2 separate regions of the Mus musculus genome follow, and region 2 is linked to region 1. Evidence: chromatin loops called from intact Hi-C (ENCODE). Cell type or tissue: heart. All regions are shown on one strand. Each heading gives the region's core, and the rest is flanking DNA. Links, peaks and the distances in the headings are about the cores only.

The links. Peaks named below come from ENCODE experiments on the same cell type or tissue, not always from the same donor. Only the 100,000 strongest peaks of a DNase experiment are listed, where the experiment ranks them.
Region 2: a loop joins it to region 1, with 6 times the contacts of the local background. A loop is called at or near these places in 4 of 42 quality-filtered maps.

What each region holds. Positions count from the first base shown.
Region 1 is chr10:21,943,607-21,955,421 of GRCm38, reverse strand. All of the region lies in intron 2 of Sgk1 (serum/glucocorticoid regulated kinase 1), which reads right to left. It also overlaps the pseudogene Gm18511. Among named protein-coding and RNA genes, the nearest start is that of Gm46215, 67 kb to the right of the region's middle. In heart, for the core only: no CTCF peak of the experiment used is centred there; no DNase peak of the experiment used is centred there.
Region 2 is chr10:21,777,885-21,789,699 of GRCm38, reverse strand. No RefSeq gene overlaps it. Among named protein-coding and RNA genes, the nearest start is that of Platr6, 74 kb to the left of the region's middle. In heart, for the core only: a CTCF peak has its summit at 6,065; a DNase peak (open chromatin) is centred at 6,029.

The DNA.
Region 1 (11,815 bases), core at 4,133-9,132:
AAAACAATTCTACATTTAAATAAATTATTAACTTAATGAGAAACTTTAAAGGATCAAAACAACGTAGAGAGCTGAGGGTCTCCATAGCTATGAAACTGGCTGTGAAGACAGGGCTGGCCAGAGACTCACAGAGGTGTGCCTGCCTTTGTCCCCCAAGCACGAAGATTAAAGGTATGTGACATCATGACCTGAATTTAGAGAATGTTTCAGTGAGAAATGTTTGGTTATCTTCAAAGTCTAACAAAACAGGCAAGACCTGGAGCATGAGGTAAAGAGAGTCAGACCACAAAATAACACAATCAACAGGTTTAGGTTCAGGGATGTTCTCAGGAGCCTCGAAAACCAAGATAACATCTCCCTTATGTGACTGAGCTCAGGACAAGGGATGTGTTATGCAAACTTTCCTGAGGCCTCCACGTTTAAAGCCAGCCAGGATTGCCGAGAAACTTTGTATTTTCTTTTTCTTTTTTTTTTTTTTAAAGACATGCGATTTTGTTTTAACACATCTTATATAATATGACTGTGATGGTTTGAATATGTTTGACCCAGGGAGTGACACTATTAGGAAGTGTAGCATTGGAGGAATGTGTCACTGTTGGCGTGGGCTTTAAGACCCACATCCTAGCTGCCTGAAAGCCAGTCTTCTCCTAGCAGCCTTCAGATGAAGATATAGAACTCTCAACTCCTCCTGGACTATGCCTGCCTGGACACTGCCATGCTCCCACCTTGATGATAATGGACTGAACCTCTGAACCTGTAAGCCATCCCCAGTTAAATGTTGTTTTTTGTAAGCATTGCCTTGGTCATGGTGTCTCTTCACAGCAACAGTAAAACCCAAAGTAAAACAATGGCCTAATTTCCTCTCCTAGAATTGCATCTCCTTCATGTGCTGTTCCCATCAACAGCCCAAGAAAACCAACTGTAAAAACTCACTAAAGGATAACTTAATGTATTGTCTTGCCAACAACTCTAAAATAACCTTATTCTAAATAGTGAGTGCCACAGGGGTTTTTCTTTTAGATAGTTTTGCTAATTGGGTTTCCCTCCATGCTGAGCTCAGGTTATTCTTCTCAGAGTTCAGAAGGCAGGTGGCTCCCGAGTGCTCCCAGGCAGACACTCAGTTGTTCTACTCTTCCCACCACTATTTGGGGGCAGCAAGCATCAGCCATGATCGTTCCAAACGCTGCCACCGTGTTACTTACCTAAGAACTCAGTGTTGAGTGAATGCTCTCCTGTGTGGGAGTTCAATGTCCCTGGCTGCACTTCCATATAGTAAAATTTCATTTACACACAGTTTTTAAGGAAAGTGCCTTCTTACCGTCCCTTCACTTTCTGAGACTTAACTTATTGTCTGTCCCACTGAAATGGTTTTCTTCCAAAATATTCTCTTCTCTCAAGCAACAGGATATCAGAGGGGGTAAATGAAGTATGGGCTTACAGTCTCACTTAAATGAGAACAAACTTGTCATTGAGAATAACACATCATAAATAACCCACATACACACAAAAGTTTATAGCAATAAAAATGTATCTGTCTCCTTCCCCCAACATGGAGTTAGTTCCCCTTTGTTGCACTGACTTAGTGATTTTTTTTTCCTACAAATTTTAAACAAAGATTGTTCATTCCATCTCTGAGAAAAGTCATCGTCTGCCAGCTGAGAATATCATCTTTGCATCCCCCGCCCGCCCGCCATTTTACATCAGAAACGTGAGTCACCTGTTTCCTGCCCATACAGACCTGGAGGACTCCATACAGACCTGGAGGACTCCATACAGACCTGGAGGACTCCATACAGACCTGGAGGACTCCATACAGACCTGGAGGACTCCATACAGACCTGGAGGACTCCTCATGAGAACAAGAAATGGAGTTGATTTATGAATTCAGAAAGTAGCCATTAGGTCTTAGAAAAATAGTAGATTTTTGAGAATAAATGCGGAAACCTCATTTGAAAACTGGTTAGCAGCAAGATTGAGGCATGTTCCTTCCTGAAGCAATTACAGCCACGCTGTGTAAATCACGGGGTTCTGGTGACTCCGTCCAATAGAGGAGAATTCCAGAACAGACATAAAACATTTTAAAATGAGACTAATTTCCCAAACCAGTCCGTTTTATTAAAATGTTGATTCCTTCAAAAACTTTCATGCGTGGAAAGATGGTCCTGGAATACTAGCACAGAAATAATTAGTATTTTTAATTGGTACAAGTGGGAAATAAGGCAGACCAGCTTTAATAAACAAATCCAATCTGGGGCACATTGAAGTGAATTCACAGTTTGTTTTTTTTTTTTTTTCCTAAAATCAAAGTGCATTGTACTTACTAACGAACAAAATGAATTAACTTGTCAAATGGAAACAGTATAATTGAACTAGGGACAAGTTTGGCGAATTAAGAAAGGAGAAGCCTTGAACCCTGGGACTCAGGATTGAGTCCCTGACAGGTGTTCATCAATGCCTTATCCACAGTCATCTACTTAAAATTTAAACATTTTAAAACCCCACACGGCGCTTATTTTGCAGATCAAAATCAGAAGTGAACAATGATCAAATACATTATAAGTGTGCCTACCCATGGTTATGAAGTCTAAAGGCTGACTCTGCAGGGAGGGAGCTGCCTCCTCCTAGCTGTTGAGCTACAGAAGTGAGCACATCTGGATCCCTAGTGATCCCAGGAGCTTTGGGTGTTGGGAGGCAGCCATCTGGTACAAAGGAAATCTGGACAGAGTGTCCCACCCAAAAGAAAGCACTGTATTGTGCTGCTATGAAAAGCAACCACTACACTTCCCTCTGATAAAACATCAGCCTCTCAGCTGGTAAAGGATTCAAAGAAATACATGTGCAAAAGTGTTCACTGGCTGACCAAGGTTCCAAAACCACCACCGACCTGCAGATAAGAAACACGAAATCAATTACTTTCGGAAACTGCCTAGGAACAGCATGCTGCCTTCATTTTAAAATGCTGCTCTTTTTATAATTTCTGTTGGTTATGGACTTCTCCTGACCTTAGGTGTCTGGTTGGTTTTTAATCCAAAATGAAAAGGCTGGACACCTTGAAAAATGTGAGTCCTTTCTAGTCTTCTTATCTCATCTGTGTGGAATTCAATGGAAATGTAAAATGTTTTTTTTTTATTTTTCGGTCTCTATATATGAATATGTGAAATATGGAATTGATAATGATGGATTAATATACAATTATGCATTGATGAGAAAGTAAAATGCAGCACTTAGAAGGAAAGCCAGTTCAAGGCTACCCTCAGCTATTGACTTCCAGACCATCTGAGCTACATGACAGCCCCTCAGCCCCCTCCCCAACATTTCTTTTTAAATATCATTTTTAATGTTCTAAAGATTAAGTTTTATTGCTAAATTATCTGGGATGAAGGCATATTAAAAATAAATGATCAAATTATAGCTGGAACGATTCATTATGAGACTCAGAAACATTTCATTGTGTCTTATAGTTTTATAGCATGATCCTTGCAGAAACCAAATTATCAGTGGTTTTCCCATCTATACTGTTCATTACTTCTGACCTAATCAACGATATAAACAGGCTTATTCTCAGAAAGCTCAGCAAACTTGGGCATGATGTCATAGTCTGTAATTCCAGAATTGGAGACAGGCAGGAGGATCACCATTCAAGGCAGCCTCTTGTAAATTGAGAGTTTAGGGCTAACCTGGGCTGTATGAAACCCTATTGCAGAACAACAACAACAACAACAACAACAACAAAAGATGTTTAAAATAGTCTCATTAATCTATAAGTGATAATTACCCTAGTGCGTGTTTACCTATACATGTGAGTGTAAGGGAAGTTCATTATTTTCTTTTGTGGGTATTTGCTTTTGTGAGACAGTGTGTTGGCTAGTCATAGGTCAGCTTAACAGACAAACAAGTTATCTGAAAGGAGGGAATCACAATTGAAAAGATATCTCCATAAGATACAGCTGTAAGCAATTTTCCCAATTAGAGATCAATAGGGGAGAGTCCAGCCCATTGTGGGGTCCATCCCTGGGCTGGTGGTCCTGGGTTCTATAAGAAAGCAGGCTGAGCAAACCATGAGGAGCAAGTCAGTAAGCAGCACTCCTCTGTGGGTCTCTGCATCAGCTCCGCCTCCAGGTTCCTGCCCTATTTGCGTTCCTGTCCTGGTTTCCCTTGATGATGAACGGTGATGTGGAAGTGTGAGCCAAAGAAACCTTTTCTTCTCAACGTACTTTTTGGTCATGGTGTTCCGTCGCAGCAATGAAAACCTTAACAAAAACAAGCTGGTACCAGGGTTGTTGGGTATGGCTGCAATAGACTTGATCCTGTCTTGGGGGGAATTTTGGAACTTTAGGCTAGAAAAGCCATTGAGTGCTGAGAGCTTGGTAAGCTGTTCTGTAGGAGTTTGGAGGATAATGATGAGAGCAATGCAGAAGATGGAGGCCTGGCTTGTGAAGTTTCAGAGGGAAGTTTAAAGACTCTATCACGGGCATTTGCTATTTTAACGTGAGATTCTGTCACGCGTGTCAGCTGGAGCTGAAGACTCAGCCATAATTAGCAAAAGATTGGCAACATTGAAGTGAAACCTGGGACAATAGATACTGGCTAGCTGGAGCTAAGAAGCTAGAGGTGGCCGGGCAGTGGTGGCACACGACTTTAATCCCAGCACTTGGGAAGCAGAAGCAGGTGGATTTCTGAGTTTGAGGCCAGCCTGGTCTACAGAGTGAGTTTCAGGACAGCCAGGGCTACACAGAGAAACCCTGTCTCCAAAAAAAAAAAAAAAAAAAAAAAAAAAGTTAGTGGTGATTGAGAAGAGACAGGCATTACTTGAGGTAAGTGTTTGTTCAGGGTCAGTACACACAAGCTGGGATCCGGAAGCGACCACGGTTTTTTACTTCATACGCAGCCAGACTTGATAATATGTAAGACATACCAGGCGATACTAGTTCTGAAGGCATGAAGGGGTTATGGAGATCAGCTGAGGTTTGGCACTGCGAGCAGTTAGGAGAGGCTGTTGGTGAAGGCACAGCCTCAGTACAGGTGACAACCCAGGACTGAAGGGGTCATGCAAAGAAGTTGAGGCTTGGCACCATGAAGAGAGCCTGTGAGAAGCTATTGGTGAAAGTGCAGTCCAGTTGCAGCAGAAGACCCCAGAGTTTTGGAGATGCCAGTACCATGGGATGATCACCAAGAACAGCAGCAGCAGTGGAGCGGAGCCAGGCAGAGCCTAGAAGACAAGCTGTGTGTGCTACAGAGGGCAGAGCTCCTTGAAAGAGGCCGAGAGATCGTGAATGAATCCCAGATAACTGGACACTGAGTTATTTATACTGTTGGAGTTTTGCCTTGTGTTGCTTAGTTCAGATTCTAACTGTTTCCTGATTCTTCTTTCTTGAGGAAGATATTTAATTTAATTTTGATTCTTGCCACAGCTGAAAGACTGATTTTTTTTTTTTGAAAGAGATTGTGGATTTTCAGAGAGAGATTTTTTTCAGCAAAATAATTTTATTTTCTAACACAGAAAACGTACTCACCCAATATGTGTTCACCTAACACATCTATGCTCAAGCGACTTCCGTGTCACATAGGGCTAGAGAGCTGTTCGGATGTCAAGTGTCTGGATGGCTAGCCTTATACATTCGTCGCAGAGTCTGCTTCGTTAGGTGAGTTATAGACCTTTAAAGCCTTGAAAAGCTACTTTTACTTCCGCAACTACTGCTTCCAGGTGAACAGAACACAGTGGTTTCAGTTTGCATTCCAGGGGAAACTTGTCATGTTTTACTCTGGTGCTGGAACTACTTATCCACATCTGTCAGTCGTGAGCCAGCAGACTCACATGGCTGTGTAAAAGTATCCACAATGGCTTCAGCGGCATCAGGACTGCATATAAAGTGGCTCTCTGACACCGCGGTCTTCACACAGCTAATTCCCACTTCCATCCGTTTTCGTACTCACTGATGCTTTCTAGTAGTCATGAGCACTTTAAATAATGTCAATTACAAAATCCATGACTTTACATTCTGCACTGAATGTAAACCTGTCTGGTTCTCTGTCAGGAATTTTACACCCCCCAAACCAGGCTGTACGTAGTAGCTTCTAAGTAGCCGGAACATCAGAAGCATCGTCATAGCTGGCTGCGTCTGGGTCATCCCCATCAACGGCAATGACTTTCCAGTCAGGGCTGCGCCCAGCAATCATGGCCAATATGCCCAGAACGTTCCTTGTGATCGTTTTCCCCTCTTGAACATTCTTGCACACACCTGGCTTACAATTTCACAAGTGTCAGTTGGGTCATTGCCATGGCAGCAGCCAGAATGTTTGCCACTGAGTCCTGGGTCTTCCTCTGTTCAGGCGTATTCTTCACAAGGCAACAAATTTAAAATGGGATTTTTTTTTTTCATATCTTGCTTAGCTGAATTTAAAGGGTTCTTTGCAGCAATTTCCAGTTTTGCATGTGAACAGTGCAGACCCTCAAACATCATGTGAAATGCACCCTTCTCTGCATAAATCGGAACATGGCGAAATGCTGAAATATGCTGCCATTTCTCATCTGGGAGAAAGACTGGTGCTCCAGGGTGAAGGGCACAGTGCCTGGCTACTGAGCCACCCATGGTGTCTGGGAACATGCCACTGCCACCAAACAGTCACCCAACCACACAGTCCCAGTGCAGAGCTACTGGTAAGGCAAGAGGGGAAAATGAGGACCTGAAATTTTAATGTGCTTGAATTTGTAAGGATTGGGGGACTTATAAAATTATTTATGTTTTTAATGTGAAATCCTGGGGATCAATAACAAAGGAAGGGTTGGGGCTTAATAGTGATGTGTTTGTGTGTCAAGTTGACAAGGGGCCAGTTGTGATAGCTGATTTTATTGACACACAAATGAGTTAGCTGAAAGGAGGGAACCTTAACTGAGAAGATGCTTCCATTAGATCCAGCTATAAGGCATTTTCTTAATTAATGATTGTTGGGGAGGCCCAGCCCATCTTGGGTGGTGCTATCCCTGGGCTTGTGGTCTTCAGTTCTATAACAAAGCAGGCTGAGCAAGTCATGGAGAGCAATCCAGTGAGCAGCATTCCTTCCATAGCCTCTGCATCAGCTCCTGCTTCCAGGTTCCTGCCCTGTTTGAGCTTCTGCCCTGATTTCCTTTCATGATGAAAATGTAAGCTGAATAAACCCTTTCCTCCCCAACTTACTTTTTTGGTCATGGTGTTTTCATTGCAGCAATAGAAACCTCAACTAAAACACACGGGGTTAACTAAATGACATCAGTGTCTAGAAATAAGAGCCTTGATTGGTTAAAAAAACAAACCTCTCTTGTGTAAATATTGCACAGCATCAGCTCACTCAGGCATTCGGTTACTTTGAATTTCTCCTTCCTTGTTTTGATTCTGTATTTGCTGAGCAAAAAAGACCCAGAACACAAGTCTGGGGGGGGGGAGTGGGGGGGGGGGTAACAAACCTATCCAGTGAAACACAGGACGGGGGTGGGGAGGGACAGCAGTAGGCAGAGCTCTGTGCCCACAGCTTGGATCTGCCTTGTTCTATTCATGATAGGCCTATTTGGTTTTTTGGTTTGGTTTGGTTTGGTTTACTTTTATTTATTTTTTATTCATTTATGACAAAGAAGCTGAGGAAGACCTATATGATGAATAAAAGCAGAAAGAAGTCAAATCAATATCCAGACATCTCACCTAAGCCTCACAGCAACACTTTAAGATTTTATTATTAATCTTATAAATGAAAAACTCAAGAAGTTAACTCGTAAATATAAACTTGACGTATACAAGGCCCAGTGTCTTTTTTGTATTTATTTGGATGACTCGTGTATTATTTCTGTGTTTATTTATACAATCTCATGTTGGAAAATAGTCATCCATTGCCATGCCTGGTTTTATATGGTGCTGGGAATTGAACCCAGGGCATTATAGATTCTATAAAGGCCCCTTACCAACTAAGCTACATTTCTAACCTTAAAATAAATTATACTAGGTATAGTAGCATACCTTTAATCTCAGTATTCAGAGGTAGGCAGATGTCATGAGTTCAAGACCGTGGTCTACCTAGCATGAAAACAAGCCATGGATACATAATGAGACACTGTCTCAAAAACAAAGATACTTGGTAATGCAATAGCAGGCAATGTGTCTGGTGAAACGTCAGACTGGTCAAAGTGTTGCTGCCCTGCCCAGTCCTCAGTCAGCACCCTGGTTTTGTCCTTCCCCGCCCTACAGAGTCACAAGGACAGGGTAGCTGTTTTGAGAACACTTTTTATTGTAAGCTGTGTAAAGTAAGGAAACAAAGTCGTCAGCGCCACAGTGAGGAAATTCCTCTTTAGATGAAACTTGCTGGGTGACAATTAAGAAGCCGGGATTTCCCCCCTCAAAAACTACCCCTGCTCATCACAGGGGCCCAGGCTTTGAAATCTGCCTATGCAGAGTCACAAACACAAGCCTCACAATGGCATCTACCACTTCTGAGACGTTGAACAGAAAAAAGCACACACTTATTAATCAAAGGCCTGGTCCGTGTCACAAGGAGGAAGTGAGCCCTATTAGCCTGGGTGGTTGGTTTTCATGCCTGAGATTAGTAATGCGTTTATTTTTGTTTAGATAAGACTGCGTGTAACTTAAGTGATTGGGCAGCAGGCACTACAGGGATGTATATGCAGAAGACACTTGAGTCATGACCCTGACCTACTCTTCTTCCTTACCAGCACAGAAGTCAGTGCCAAGTTTACGTCACACAATTAAATCCAGTATTGCTGTTACAGATACTTTCAGCCTGGCATTTGTAAACAGAAAGGAGCATTTTTGTTTGTTAATATATTTATCACTGGTATTTCGGACTTATCTTAATAAATACTGTTATCTATAATAGCCATGACCCAGTCATTAAAGCACTTCATGGTGTTCATACATTTTAGACTCAATCTGTGAAATGGGCCCGTGACTTTTGCAGCTAACTTTGATAAACAACTGAGTCCTCAGAACTGCTAGGATTTCACTAAGAAGGAAATTAGAAACAGAGGGTCAAGAAGGTATAGTATAGCCGGGCGTGGTGGCACACGCCTTTAATCCCAGCACTCGGGAGGCAGAGGCAGGCGGATTTCTGAGTTCGAGGCCAGCCTGGTCTACAAAGTGAGCTCCAGGACAGCCAGGGCTATACAGAGAAACCCTGTCTCGAAAAACAATAAATAAATAAATAAATAAAGGTATAGTATAAACAGATTTGTCCAAAGCCAGTCTTTAATGCTAGCATATTCAATTTTTTTTCATTACTGTTTTTCTTTACATTTATTTAGTGTGTGTATGAGTGTATTGTGTGTGTATATGTGTATGGGTGTGTATGTGCATGTGAGGGCATATGTATGTGTGTGTGTATTTGTGTATAAATGCATGTGTATGTATGAGTATCTGTGTATGTGTGTGTGTGTGTGCAAGTGTATGTGCATGCAAGCGCATGTGTATATGTGAGTGTGTGTATGTGTGTGTGTGTGTGTGTGTGTGTGTATGTGTGTGTGTGTAGGTAAGAGGACAACTTTTGGAAGTCAATTCTCTCCTTCCAGAAGGGATTGAACAAAGAACTCAATCCAGGTTCTCTGGATTGTCAGCAAGTATCCTAAACACTGAGCCACATTACTGGATCAATTTGGATTTTGTTTTGTTTTAGGTTTGTTGGGACAAGGTTTTCCTAGGTAGTCCTGGCTTTTCTGAAACTCTATATACCAGGCTGGCCTCAAACCCACAGAGAACTGCCTGCATCTGCCTTCTGAGTGCTGGGATTAAAGGAATATGTTACCTCCACCCAGCAGAGATTGTCAATTTTTGTTTTTTGAGACAGGATTTCTCTGTGTAGCCTTGGTGGTTCAGGAACTTGCTCTTTTAGACCAGGCTGGCCTTAAACTCAGAGATCTCCTCTGGCTTTTAAATTTGGATTTTTGATACAAGCTTTTGCTTTGTAGTTTAGAGAGGCCTGAAACTTACTCTGTAGCCCTCATGCTTGCCACAATCTTCCTCTTTCAGTGTCTTGAATGCTGAGATTACAGACAAAACCCACCCACCTGGCCACATTCCATCCTGATAAAGAGTCAGTTTGAGTGGATGGAGAGTCCTTATGGCTGAAGATGTGAATCAGGCTATAGAAGGAACAAAGGCTATATAGGAACAAAGACCTGGATTCGACCCCAGAAACACAAAAAATGGGTGTGCCTATACTTCCCAGGAATCCTAGCACATGGAGGTAGAGTCAGAAGGACAGCCTTGGCTATATAGGAAGTTTGAGGCCAGCCTGGGATACATGAGACCTTGTCTCAAAAACAAATGAGTTGGGCATAGTGCTACACGCCTTTGATCCCAGCTTGCCAGAGGCAGGGGGATCTCTGTGAGTTCCAGGGCAGCCAGGGCTATACAGAGAAAAAAGAAGAAGAGGAAGAAGAAAGGGGGTGGAGCTGGAGAAATGGCTCAGCAGTTAAGAGCATATACTGTTGTTCTTCCATTTTCACTGTCCATGTCAAGTAGCTCACACACAGTTGCTTACAACCCCAGTTCTAAGGGAATCCAATGTCTCTGGTTTCTACGGGTACCCACATGTAGCTCTCCCTCTCTCCCTGCCCCCTCCCTCTCCCTAAAAATGAAATCTCAGAGCTAGAGAGATAGTTCAGTGGCTAAGAGCACTAACTACTCTTCCAGAGGTTCTGAGTTCGATTCCCATGGTGGCTCACAACCATCTCTGATACTTTCTTCTGGTGTGTCTGAAGACAGTGACAGTGTACTCCTATACATGAAATAAATTATCTTTTAAAAAATGAAATCTTAAATAGTCAATAACTACAATAAAACCAGAAGGATCTTGGAAACATCTGCCCTTTGCCCATTTTATACTTGATTTACTTGGAGGTAACTAGCTTCAGCAAAAAGAATTCACAAGCTCTGGTCAAAGCGACCCCGCCACCTCTTGATTTTTACCTGCTTCCTTATGTAATGTATAGGAACAAATTTGGTAAGTAAAAGTTTGTTCAGGCTTCACATTCATGCTCATCTTGTAATCCCGTGTCCTGTTTTGGGACTGAGAACTCTTGTCATTGTTATAAGCCCTAAACCTGGTGACCCGAGTCATTTGAAAAAGAGAACAGACTCCCCGAAAGTTGTTCTCTGACTTCCATACAAAAAGTCCCAGGAGACTGGAGAGATGGCTCAGTGGTTAAGAGCACCAGCTACTCTTCCAGAGGAGCCAGGTTCAATTCCCAGAACCCCACATAGCAGTTCACAGTTGTCCACAAGTTCAGAGGCTGCAATAACCTCACACAGGCACACATGCATGCAAAACACCAATGCACATGAAATTTAAAACAAGAACAAGACAAGTTACCTGTCTCTAGTGAGGGAATGTCAGAAATTTACCTCTTTTTTCTTGACTATTCTCTATTTCTACCTGTGTATCACTTCTGTGACTGAGTCAAAGTAGACCCTCATTTTCCGAGGATTGATGAATTATGTAAGATGCCATTTAAAAACGCTCAGTGATCTGAATTCTGTTTTCCACAGAGCTATACCTTGCTTGTTCCAGTCACCATATCATTCCAGACCCTGGCCCTGGCTGACATGCCCCAGCTGTGAGGTTGTCTTCTTTAGCAAACCCCACTCCTTGGTTTAGATTCCTGTTCTTCTAGGAAGACTCTGTGGGTCCCCAAAGAATAAGAAGTGATATGCTCTTCTGTGTCACTGGCACCTTCCCCTAAATACCACGTATACAGTATATGTGATCACCTGGTTACCGGTCAGTAGCAGTGTCAAACCCACAACAGAAACTTTGAAGTAGTTTTTTAAGAACTATC
Region 2 (11,815 bases), core at 4,087-9,086, 170 kb after region 1:
TTTTCTGACTGATCTCCCAATCTTTTCAGAAGTCGCTTTGTTTTAATTTTCTCAATCCCCTAGAGACTGGAGTTTGAGTTTCTATTGTCTTCCCCTCCCCGCACCCTACCCCCACGCCCAGAATCTGGAAGCTCACACAGCCTCACATACTGTGAGAAAACCTGATTTGAGGAACAGGTTTCTTAAGAGTTTTCTTCTCTGAAGCATTTTTGAAATTAAAAGTAATAATCTTTCCCCCAACAGAAACAAGGTTGTGCATGGAGAGTCCTTCCCCAGGCTGAGCCAGCTGGATTGAGGTGTTTAGGAGCCCATGTGGGGAGGCCCAGCCCATGTGCTTTTCCACTCCTCCCTCGCTGTGGATGCTACTCCGGGCTCAGACGCCCACCCATGTCTTATGCTCGGAGGCCTGCAGTTCCCTTCTCTTTGGGGGTGACCCTGACTGTGACTGGCTTAGGATGCCTGGTACCTGGACACTCCCCTCCCCATCCCATAGCTCCTCCACCATGCTTGCCTTGGCTCCCTTGGTCCTCCTACCTCGCACACCACACACAGGCGCCCACAGGGCTTTCTCTGCCTCCCTCTCCCCTCTTTCTGCAGCAGACTCAGCGCTGCCTCATGATCTTCCTTTTTATGCATTTGTCATACCGATTAGGAGCAACTGGGGAGTAGCCCAACTTCTCCACCAGCCTATTAGTTAGAGACGTTAGATTTACCTGGATGTATAATTTTGTCCTCACTATGTAGGGCAGTTCTTGTGGCTATCTACTCTTAGTCACCTACATATTGATTTGTCTTAACACATCGCTGCCAAGGGTAACTAAGTATAAACAATAACAACATGGTAACAATAACGGATTTTTCATTGGTGTTGATTTTGGTTCTTTGAGACCTTCTTTCACTGTCTGTGCAGACCAGATGGAGATCCCCCTGCGTCTGGAATTCTGGGGATTATAGGCATGTGCTACCACATCCAGCGAACAATGAACATTGTAAGTTGCTAGTTACAATTTTCTAAATTCATTCTCTCTCCTTCCCCTTCCCCTTTCCCTTCCCTCTCCCCTCACCACAACATGGACTGAAGTCTAAATCTCAGTGGGGCCACTTTGCAAAGTCTTGTGTGAGCATGGCCAAATGAATACATAGAGACACTGGCTGAGTTCTTCAGGAAAGCCAAAGTGTGTAAGTTACCTCTCTCTCTCTCTCTCTCTAATAGAAGAAGGAGAGACATTGACTATGGCAATTGCCAAGGCAAGCATGGTGGAGGAGCTACGGGGATGGGGAGGGGAGTGTCCAGATACCAGGCATCCTATGAATGAAGCCCCCCAAAGTTGAAGCCCCCCAACAGGTTGTTCTGGTTCTTCTTCCCAATTCAGAAGCATCAATGAGGCAGGCCTACATCCCATGGCTATGATGGACCTTTGAAGCATCAATGAGGCAGGCCTACATCCCATGGCTATGATGGACCTTTGAAGCATCAATGAGGCAGGCCTACATCCCATGGCTACGATGGACCTTTGAAGCTCCGGGGCTCTGCGTCGGTCTCTGGCTAAGGTGATAGGTTGAATACTGCCCCTGGAGTAGTTAGTCTTGAGATGACTGCTCCAGGCTTGCTAACCTGCTGCCTCTGGTCCCGCTGGTCAATTTCCTCCTTCTGTCTGCTCTGTGCTCTGCCCCATGTACAATCTGCTTCTCTCTGTTTTTCATGTTAGGCTTACAGATACTTTCTTGAGAGAGCCAGAAGGTTAAGTAGTATCCATGGTATTCCAAATAGGTCAGCCCTCCCTTTGTGCCTGTCTGGGCTCCCCGTTCCATCCCTTATTTGTCACACTGGACTGTCTTTCGCATGAGACGGGGGTTCCTGGGGGCAGTGTGGTGTGTTCTTTCCCCTGCCTGTCTCCTGTACCAAGGGAACATCAGGGTTTGACACTCAGTGCAGGCTTGTGTTGACAAATGAGTGGATCAGTGACTAGGTCCTGGGAGAGCTGTCCTAGTCCTCACAGATGTTCCCTCCCCTCCAGTCCTCCTCTGTCCATCTGAAGCATAAAGCAGAAGCTGAGGTTTCTCCATCCCTAAGAAATGGGAATAAGAAATGTTCCAGATTTATTTGCAAATGCACATGAAATATCTTGGCAATAGGGCATACCTCTAAGCATGGAATTCACCTGTGTTTCGTGTATACCTTCTACACCTCGCCTGAAGGTAATATTAAATACTGCTTTCGGAGCACCTGTGTTTTGTAGATTGCAGCCTGTCACGTGAAGTCAGGTGTGGAATCATATCAGCGCTCAGAAACGTCTAGCTTCTGGCACATTTTAGATTAAGAATGTTCAACCCGTACCTGAGTTGCGCTCACACGATGCACTGTACTACCAGGCTAACACTTTGCAGCTGCCGTTGTGATGTGGTGGCTGTCACTGGTTTCTCCTAAAGAGTTTCCACGGGGCTTCAAGCCTATATCATTTCCTGAAATTTGTCCTTTACTCTATGGTAGGACAAACTGTCAGACGTGTGAAGGGGAGATTTACAAGAAGAGAATCCTAACCTCTGTAGAGTCCGACACAGCTCTCTTTAGTACAGTTCCATGGACAGCTCGGTTTGTCTCCCTGGAGACAGCAAGTGGCTTGGATCTGAGAGTGGGGGCAGGGCAGGGAGTGGGGCCTTGTCTTTGGATTACTTCTATCACCTGTCATTTAAGTGTGGATGTGTCTAGGATACATTGATCTGTTGATAACTAGTTTTTATGCATTTGTTCTGTTCTGGCATTGCAATTTCAAGTCCTGGTGGTCACGGGTCATTGTAGCCCTCAGAGTAACTAACTCACATGATGCTTGGTCAGTGCAGAAGGAGAGGTGATTGACAGATGTCTTGTAGTGATGATACTCCCAGGTCTTTCACATGCTTTCAAGATATACTGCCCGCAACTGAAGACTCCAGAGAAGATGAAAACAATGTAATACAGACAGATATTTCTCCTATATCATAACAATAGAGAAGAGATCCAAGTATTCAGCCAAGAAAAATCAAAGCAGTTGCTAGATTACAGATAATGTTACTTTGCTCTTTATTAAAAGGATAGAATTGTTAGGGCTGGAGAGATGGCTCAGTGGTTAGGAACACATACTTCTATTGTGGAGGCCCCAAGTTCAGTTCCTAGTACTAATGTCAGTAGCTCACAGCCACCTGATCTCCAGTTTCTGGAGACCCAAAATCCTGTTGGGTGGGCATCGCATAACCCATGCTCAAGACATACATATATACATAATTAAAATAATAACAATAAAATCTTAAAAAACAAAATTGTTAGAACAGTATTTTACTAATGTGTTTTTAAGATTTGATTTTATTTAACAGTGGCTAATAAATCTGTCCTATAATGTCAATAAAAGGGTGTTTTTTTTTTTCAGAAAAAATCCATTTTTTCCTGCCATAACTTTCTACTTCGTCAATTTGCTCCTTATTGTTATTATTGGTCGAAGAAACACCAGGTCTTCACCGATGATTTTGAACTCATTTCTCAATTATGCTTGGAATTCAACACCGTTCCATCCTGAGGCAATTCAGTTTCCAAGTGCTACAAACACCACACAGAAACACAAGCAGCCATTGCTAAACACCTCATCACAACCTCGATTTTTTTTTTTTTTTTTTACCAGATGCATAAACTCCTTCCACTTCAGTGGCGAAAGTTCTCAGAAACGTAGGCTTCACATTCCATTCCAGGATGAGTGAGACAGAATGTTTGCCTTTGTCGGAAAAACATCCAACAATGTTAGTCATTTCTCTGACCAGATGGACAGAATGTTCTGTGGTCTATAAATTAGAGCATGACACTTAGGGGCTACCACCTACTCCATGAGGCCAGTCACCTGATGAAGCAGTTGCCCAGTTGTCTGCACCAAATTCAGGGAACTGAGATGGAATGGGGTCGCCATTTTCTGGTGGAGCTATGAACTCTGGTCGTGAGGATGAAGGAAGAGAGAGGCCTGATAAAAGGTGACTAAAGTTTACTGCCAAGACCTCAAGGATGATGCTAGTGGGTGAGAGGTGGGGAAGAAACAGGCTGGCTTGCATGCTCAGTTCCTACAGTAACAGTTCTTCCTCTGTGTGACGTCGTGGAGGGTTGTCATTTAATGGCCCCCAGGGAAATAGTGTCAGAAGACAAGTTTCATGATTGGGAATGGCCATTTTTATTAAACCACAAAGTAGAACTTAAGGGGAAAAAAAGACATCAATAATTGCTATAGATAATAGATTATTTGGAGAGTTCACCAAGTGAGTGTATTTGTGAATACCTCCGTATATGAAGGAGTTCCTAAGGAGCAGAAAGGACGCAGTCCTGGCCAGGCAGGCAGCTGATGTATGCTGAGAGACACTCTTTATTAGGCACTGTGTGCTCAGTGTGAATGCAGACAGCTCCTAATTCATGTGGTGTGAGTTTCTAACAAGCCTCTTTGTAAACCAGAGTCTATTTATTTATTCAGATCAGTTGTCTTCTCGTTTAACAAGGCCTGATGCATGAAAGGCAACATTCTGTCCTGTTCTAATTCTAAGATATGTCCAATTCAGTGCAGGAGACCGACAATTCTAAGTCTGGGGTCGGGGGAGAACAATGCGATGTGTATGAAATAATTGCACTCTTTGCTAAGAACTCCATGGTAATAAATACATAAATATATAAAAGACTGGAAAGACAGTGAATGAGGCTCAATGTCCACAAAGATAGGCTTGCTTGCCATTGGACTAATGTGATCTTGAATCAGGGTAAAAAATGTACCCATGGTTAGTATTTTAATAAATTAATTGTGTGTGTGTGTGTGTGTAGGCAGGCACATGTGTATAGAGGTCAGACAGCAATTTGCAAGAGTCTGTTCTCTCTTTCTACCATGTTGGCTCCAGGCACTACTGAATTCGGGAACTCAGACTGTGAGTTTTGGTGGCAAGCCTCTTTTCCCTGCTGAACCATCTTGCTCCAGGATAATGGTTAGGATAATCTTCAAAAAAAATGAGAGTTCTCATACACCTTAAGAATTCTTCAGATTGTTCGTTTACCTTTGCTCGGATACGGAAGTATAATGGGGCTTTCTGTGGTTCCTTACTGGTGTCTTAGCTACAAGAATCCTTCTTTTTCACCCCTACAATTAGCTGCATACAGTTCAGGGCTTGTCAAGGTTTCCTTGTATGGCTGTAGGAATCTTGGCATCATCAGGAAATAAAGTAAACGACAAAATCAACCTTGAAGTATTAGCTATACACGGGCTGCCAGAGTCAAAGTTCATACATACAATTAAATTTACTTTTCGTTAAAACTATACCATTCTACATAAAAATTACTTTCCTCTGGATGTCTGGCTTTTACGATGACTTTATTAATTCTCCAAATACCCAGTGATTACTACATAACCATATTTCTCTATATATTGGATTGTATTAGATCAAATTGGTCCTTGCGTCAAGGGAGTTGGTAATCTGATGCAGAAGCTAGATGGAATTATTACTCTATAAAAATACCTTCTGGATCACCAGAATAATCTCAGATGATGCTGTGAAGAGGCATAAATATGAAGAGAAGAAAACAGGCAAAGTGATGTAAGGAGAGAGATCCAACGGAGTGCTCACCGTGAGTGATTTCATCAGCACGCAAATGTCACCCTGCCCCGTCTCCTCTCCAGTAGTCATTTGATGAATACTTCCTTCTACCCCTCTGTCACCCTCTCTCTTACTCATGCTGTTTACTGCTTGTATTCTTCACAACTGTCTCTGGGTCATAAAAATGATAAGCAGAGGCAGAAAACCCAGGGTGGTGGTGGTGGTGGTGGTGGTGGTGGTGGTGGTGGAGTAGAAGAAACCAATCTGTTTGTTCAGCTTTCCTTTGTTTGGTCCCTTGGGGCAGATGTCATCTGGTGGAAGGAATATAGAATGAAGTCATAGAACTTGGCGATGAATCTTCTTTTCTAAGGACTTTCTTTGACTTAAGGTGACTCATCGTTTTCCTGTCTCCAAATACGGCAAAATGATTGTCCTGGCAGATGCTGTTGTGTTAAGTGAGGAGCAGGAGGCACCTGCTGGATATGCACTTCATGTCAGGAAGCAAGGCTCCCTGCAGTCTGTCCAGTAGCAGCCCAAGCACAAAGCCAGCCTGTCCTCTAAGACGATGGCCAAGGCGGTGTTGTAGGAAGCAGTGAGGTTCTAGGGATGAAACGCTTCTTTTTGAGAAGCGTAGATGCTCAGAGTAAAAATTAATTATTTAGCTTGTGCTTCGATGAAAAAAGGATGTCAAGAAAATAATCTATGTGTTGAAAACATGTCGCCTGGCTAGAATCTGGGAGCATCGCTGACTCCTCCCCTCTCCCTCGTCGAGGCTCATGAGTTCTGCTTACTGAGCCCTGCCTTCTATCTCCTTGGCTCAGTCTGGCAGCATCTCCTCTGGCCTTGTGGCAGAAACCGTGTCCACCTCACCCTGAAAGCACTCCCTCATCCACAAGGCATTTATTAAGGACCGAATGGGCCAGGTGTTGTGGTATTCATACGAATAAGAGGCCCTCAAGGTGTTCACATGTCAGAGGACAGGGAGATAGCATATGCTTGTTAAACCATGCTGTGATTCAAGCTATAGGGATACATGGGAAATTACAGGTATGTGGAGGAAGGGCACCTAGTCTAGCCAAACAGTGGGCGTGCCTAGATGGGCCCATAATCTTCCTGTTGTGATAGGTGACTGACACATGAAGGCTGAATAGGGGTTGACTTAGGTCAGTCCAGGGGTCGGGATGAAATAGAAAGATCAATCTGTTGTTGCTGGTGGTTGAGAGGGTGGGTGTATTAGTGACTTCTCACTCCTGTGACAAAATGCATGACAAGAGGCAAAGGAAGGAAGGGAGGGAGGGAGGGAGGGAGGGAGGGAGGGAGGGAGGGAGGGAGGGAGGGAGAGAGGGAGGGAGGGAGGGAGGGAGGAAGAACAGAAGGGAGGGAGAGAGAAAGGATGGAAGGACAGACAGAAGGAGAGAAGAGAAGGTGAGTTTATTTTGCCTTATAGTTCAAGGGCATACATTCATCATGGGAAGAGGGGTGTAGAAGCAGGAGTGGGAAGTCGCTGATGGTCATATGGTATCTGCAGTCAGGAAGCAAAGTGTGATTATTTTCAGCTCACTTTCTCCCCTTTTATTCAGCCTGGGGCCCCATCCCATGGAATGGCACCATTCACACCTAGGGTGCTTCTTCCTACCCCAATTAACCTAATCTGAAAAATTCTGCCCAGAAACACCCTGAGGTTAGTTTCCATGGTGATTTTAGATGAGATGGCAATCACGAGATGCCAGGTCAGGGAGGTCTTACATCCCACGCTGTGCTCTAGCTGTGTCTGGCCAACAGAGATGGAGTGCAAACCACAGCGGGGAATTTAAAATTTACTAGCGGCCTCATCCAAAGAGCCGAAAACATGACACTCATCTGCAATTCTAGCTTCAAGAGGCTGAGGCAGGAGGATTTCAAGTTTGAGCTTGAGACCAGACTACATAGTGACTCTATTTCAAAAAGACAAGAAGAACAAGAAGAAGGAGGAGGAAGAGGGGGAGAAGGAGGAGGAGGAGGAAAAGGAGGAGGGGGAGAAGGAAAAGGAGTAAGGTAAAAGAGTAAAGGAGAAGAGGTAAAACTAATACTTCACTTCAGTTATATTCATATATCAGAAATAACTTCATTTTCGCATATATCTAACATAAAATCATGATAATGTGCTCCTTCTTCTTTTTATACTGTCTTTGAAACACAGTAAGCTTGATCCCTGGACTAACACTCTGTTGAGACAAGCCACATTGCAAGTGCCTAATGGCCTGCCCAAGAATGCTAATTCTAGGAGCTGCCCAGTGAAAATACTCAGGAGTCTCCGGCAGAGTAAAGCAAAGCAAAGCAATATTGTATTGTGAAGAAAGGAAACTCCTTTCATTTCCAGGCTGCTATAGCCAAGAAGAACACACAAGACTTCTGAAACAAGAATATACGTAGCCCTTCCTTGTTCTGGGGGCGGGAAGAGTAAGATCAACGTATTAGCTGGCTTGATTTCTCCTGAGACCCCTCTCCTTGGCATTAGGCATTTGGATGGTTTTTCTCCCCCTTACACCAGTGTTAACCGACCTGTGGGTCTCGACCCCTTGTGTGTGTGTGTGGGGGGTGAGTAGCCCTCTTACAAGGATTGCCTAAGACCATAGGAAATATCAGATGTTTACATTTTAATTCATAACAGTAGCAAAATTATAGTTACAAAGGAGCAAGAAAAATATATTAATGGTTAGGGTCACTACAACATGAGAAACTGTATTAAAGGGTCGTAGCATTAGGGAGGCTGAGAGCCACTGCCTTAGACCCTCACCCTGTCTTCCTTCTATGTGACAAGCCTAGATCCCATCTTTAACAGATGCCATTTTGCATAAAGGTCTCCCCTAATAAACTCACTTTAATTTAATTACATTATCCCTCTAATTACCTTTACCCTTAATTAAGAATTACCAGATAACCTTATACCAAGGTATTGAGGGTTAAAACTTCAGTGTGCAACTTTTGTGGGGCCACCACACAGGCCACAGCACCAAGCCTATTTACTCATCTGTTTTCACATAACACTAATATTCCTCTGCAGTGTGATCACACAACATTACTCCTGTGTACATAATGACAGGACTGTGGCCTTTAACCATTACCAACCATTCAGAGATCTGCTTTTGCTCAGGGGACCTAACGGAAGAGATATGGAGATGAGTTTTCTTGGGGCTTGAGTGAGGTCAGTCACAAGTGGATGATGTTTGGTGCCATGGTCGACTTCCACCGCTGAACGCCAGACCCTGCATAACACGAAAATCCGGGTACCCTTCCAGAAATGTTTGTGTGTGTGTGTGTGTTTGTGATTCATAGTTCCCACGTCAACAATGGAAAGAAGATGAAAGCACAGGAATTATTGCAGGGACAACACGGGCTCTGTTTCGGCTGTGAAGTCAGGCAGAGGGAGGCAGAGAGAAACCGACATCCTGGAAACCCTCTGGAGACTCGGGATCTCCAGAGCCACTCGGTTCACTGACTTATCTATAACATGCTTACACATCACTCGACACTGAATGACAGGCACCAAGGCTAACTGTAGTCAAGAATGACACGCCAGGGAAGTTTAATAATAAAAAATAATTGCACCATGGAAACCTAGTATGCAAGGTAGTCACAAGTAGACCTAATACTTCTGCCTGTCAGTATACAAAGGAGATGTGAATGGCTATAATTTTACATGGCTGGCTCTTCACTGTAAATGTGCTTAATGCCACTGCAAATGGTTCAAATCATACGTTTTATAAATATATACACACATTTTATGTTTTAGATGTGCCTATATGTACAATATCAATGCATTGTGTACATAATAATCATAATAAATAAGTCATTTGAAGAGGTTTTTGAGGGAAGTCCACAATTTTTTTTCTTCAACTATGGCTAATTTCGTCCAGAGACAAGACAACAGACAGATAGGTGGGAATTTATAGTTACTTATTATGAAACCCAGACATATTCCAGAATATAACAGTTTTCAGCTAAATGAATACTCATTAGCCTTTAAAATAAGGTTTTGGGGTCATCATCTCACCCTTGATTGAAAAAGCCGCTCCACACACATATTCAGAGACAGGTCCTCTGGGCCACTCCTTCTTGCTGGATGCATAGGAAGTGCCCTACTTATAAAATGAAAAAAAAAGAAAACAAGGTTCCTATGAGATTTCCTAGGAGGGAAAATCCACCTTGCAGTTCAAATGAAGCAGTACCCCATGTTCTTTTCCTCAAGCTTGCAAGGTTTTTATTCTCCCTCTTAAAGTATAATATCTAATTTTTCAGTTTTCTTCTTTTAAAATAAACTCTTCTAGGGAACTTTTAAACTTACAGGGAAGTAAGAAAGAAGCCCCCATGACTCACAGGTCCAATTTTTTTCTTATTTCTGTCGTGGCACAGATCACAGTGAGAACATGAGTCTGTCCTGTACCCAGATGCACACGGACCACAGTGAGAACACGAGTGTCTCCTGTATTCAAATCCACGCAGATTTTACCTTTGTCCCCTTTCTTTCCAGGACTTAGTCAGGGTGCTGTTGTAGAAATTATTTAGTCCTGACCCAGGGTTTCTACCCTGCCTTTTTCCATTTAGTTCCTGGAAAACACACACACACACACACACACACACACACACACCCCTTTTATATTTACAATAAGCCTTAAACAGCACAATAGTTGGACAGATATTTACCCTCTCTGCTATTAGAATCTATTTCCTATCGATAACCCCAAGTTACTACTTATTGAGGCCATGTTTTCTTGACTCCTAACCTATAGTGGCTTTGGCTTCCTCCTCCTGCACCTTCTCCTCCCTTGTGGTTCTCCCCAGACCCCAAGCCTTCGAAACCTAAACCCCACCCATGTCTCTTCTGTCCAGCTATTGGCTGTTGGCATCTTTATTTACCAATCAGAAATAACTTGGGAGCAGGGTTCCTCAGAGTCTTTCTTCTCTCTGGGGCCCAATATTAACATAAGAATACAAGCAGTGTTGTCAAATTTGACACTTAAAAATAAGTCCCTAAGTGGGGAAGGTGGTTTCTTGAGTGCTTTTATTCTGATTATCCTTGGGTTATGAGTTGCAGAGACCAGAGGGCAGGATAAAGAGTTGTCACTATAGCAAGTTCTTTTTCTTTCTTTCTCTCTCTCTCTCTCTCTCTCTCTCTCTCTCTCTCTCTCTCTCTCTCTCTCTCTCTCTCTTTCTCTCTCTCTCCCTTTCTCTTTCTTTCTTTCTCTCTTTCTTTTTCTTTCTTTCTTTCTTTCTTTCTTTTTTCCTGGGGATATTTTTTATTAGATATTTCTTTATTTACATTTCAAATGTTATCTATCCCCTTTCCTAGTTTTCCCTCCAAAAATCCCCTATCCCCTCCTCCCCCCCTGCTCCCCAACCCACCCACTCCCATTCCTGGTCCTGGCATTGTCCTATACTGGGGCATAGAACCTTCACAGGACCAAGGGCCTCTCCTCCCATTGATGACCGACTAGGCCATCCTCTGCTACATATGCAGCTAGACCCACAAGTTCCACCATGTGTTTTCTTTGATTGGTGGTACAGTTCCAAGGAGCTCTGGGGGTACTGGTTAGTTCATATTGATATTCCTTCTATGGGGCTTCAGTCCCCTTTAGCTCCTTGGGTACTTTCTCTAGCTCCTTCATTGGGGGCCTTGTGCTCTGTCCAATGGATGACTGTGAGCATCCACTTCTGTATTTGTCAGGCACTGGCAGAGCCTCACAGGAGACAGCTATATCAGGCTCCTGTCAGTAGTCTCTTGTTGGCAAGTGCCTAGTGTCTGGGTTTGGTGGTTGTTTATGGGATGGATCCCCAAGTGAGGCAGTTTCTGGATTGTTTCCTAATGAAAAGGAACTTGCTCCGAACGACCATCTATAACCAGTTCGGAGCAAATTCTTTTTCATTAGGATAACTTGGCTCACGATGCTGACCCTTAACCTCCTGGAAGAGGCAGTTTGCCTATATGCACTTGTTTGTATATATGTTAAGCCAAACAAGACTGACGCCTCCATCAGTTTGCCTCGTTTTCTACTGTGAAGTTACTCTTCTCCCCACCCCTTTCATACTGTACTTTTTGGAAGGAAGTCCAAATGTGCTGTACATTCATAAAGGAGTTTCTCTATAGCTCCGTGAGCAGGGTGTAGAACTTTACAGCACACATGCGTGTGTATGTGAGCACACACACATGTTGTAAACCTTAAAGTACACAGATTGGCTTTGGGGTTTTCTT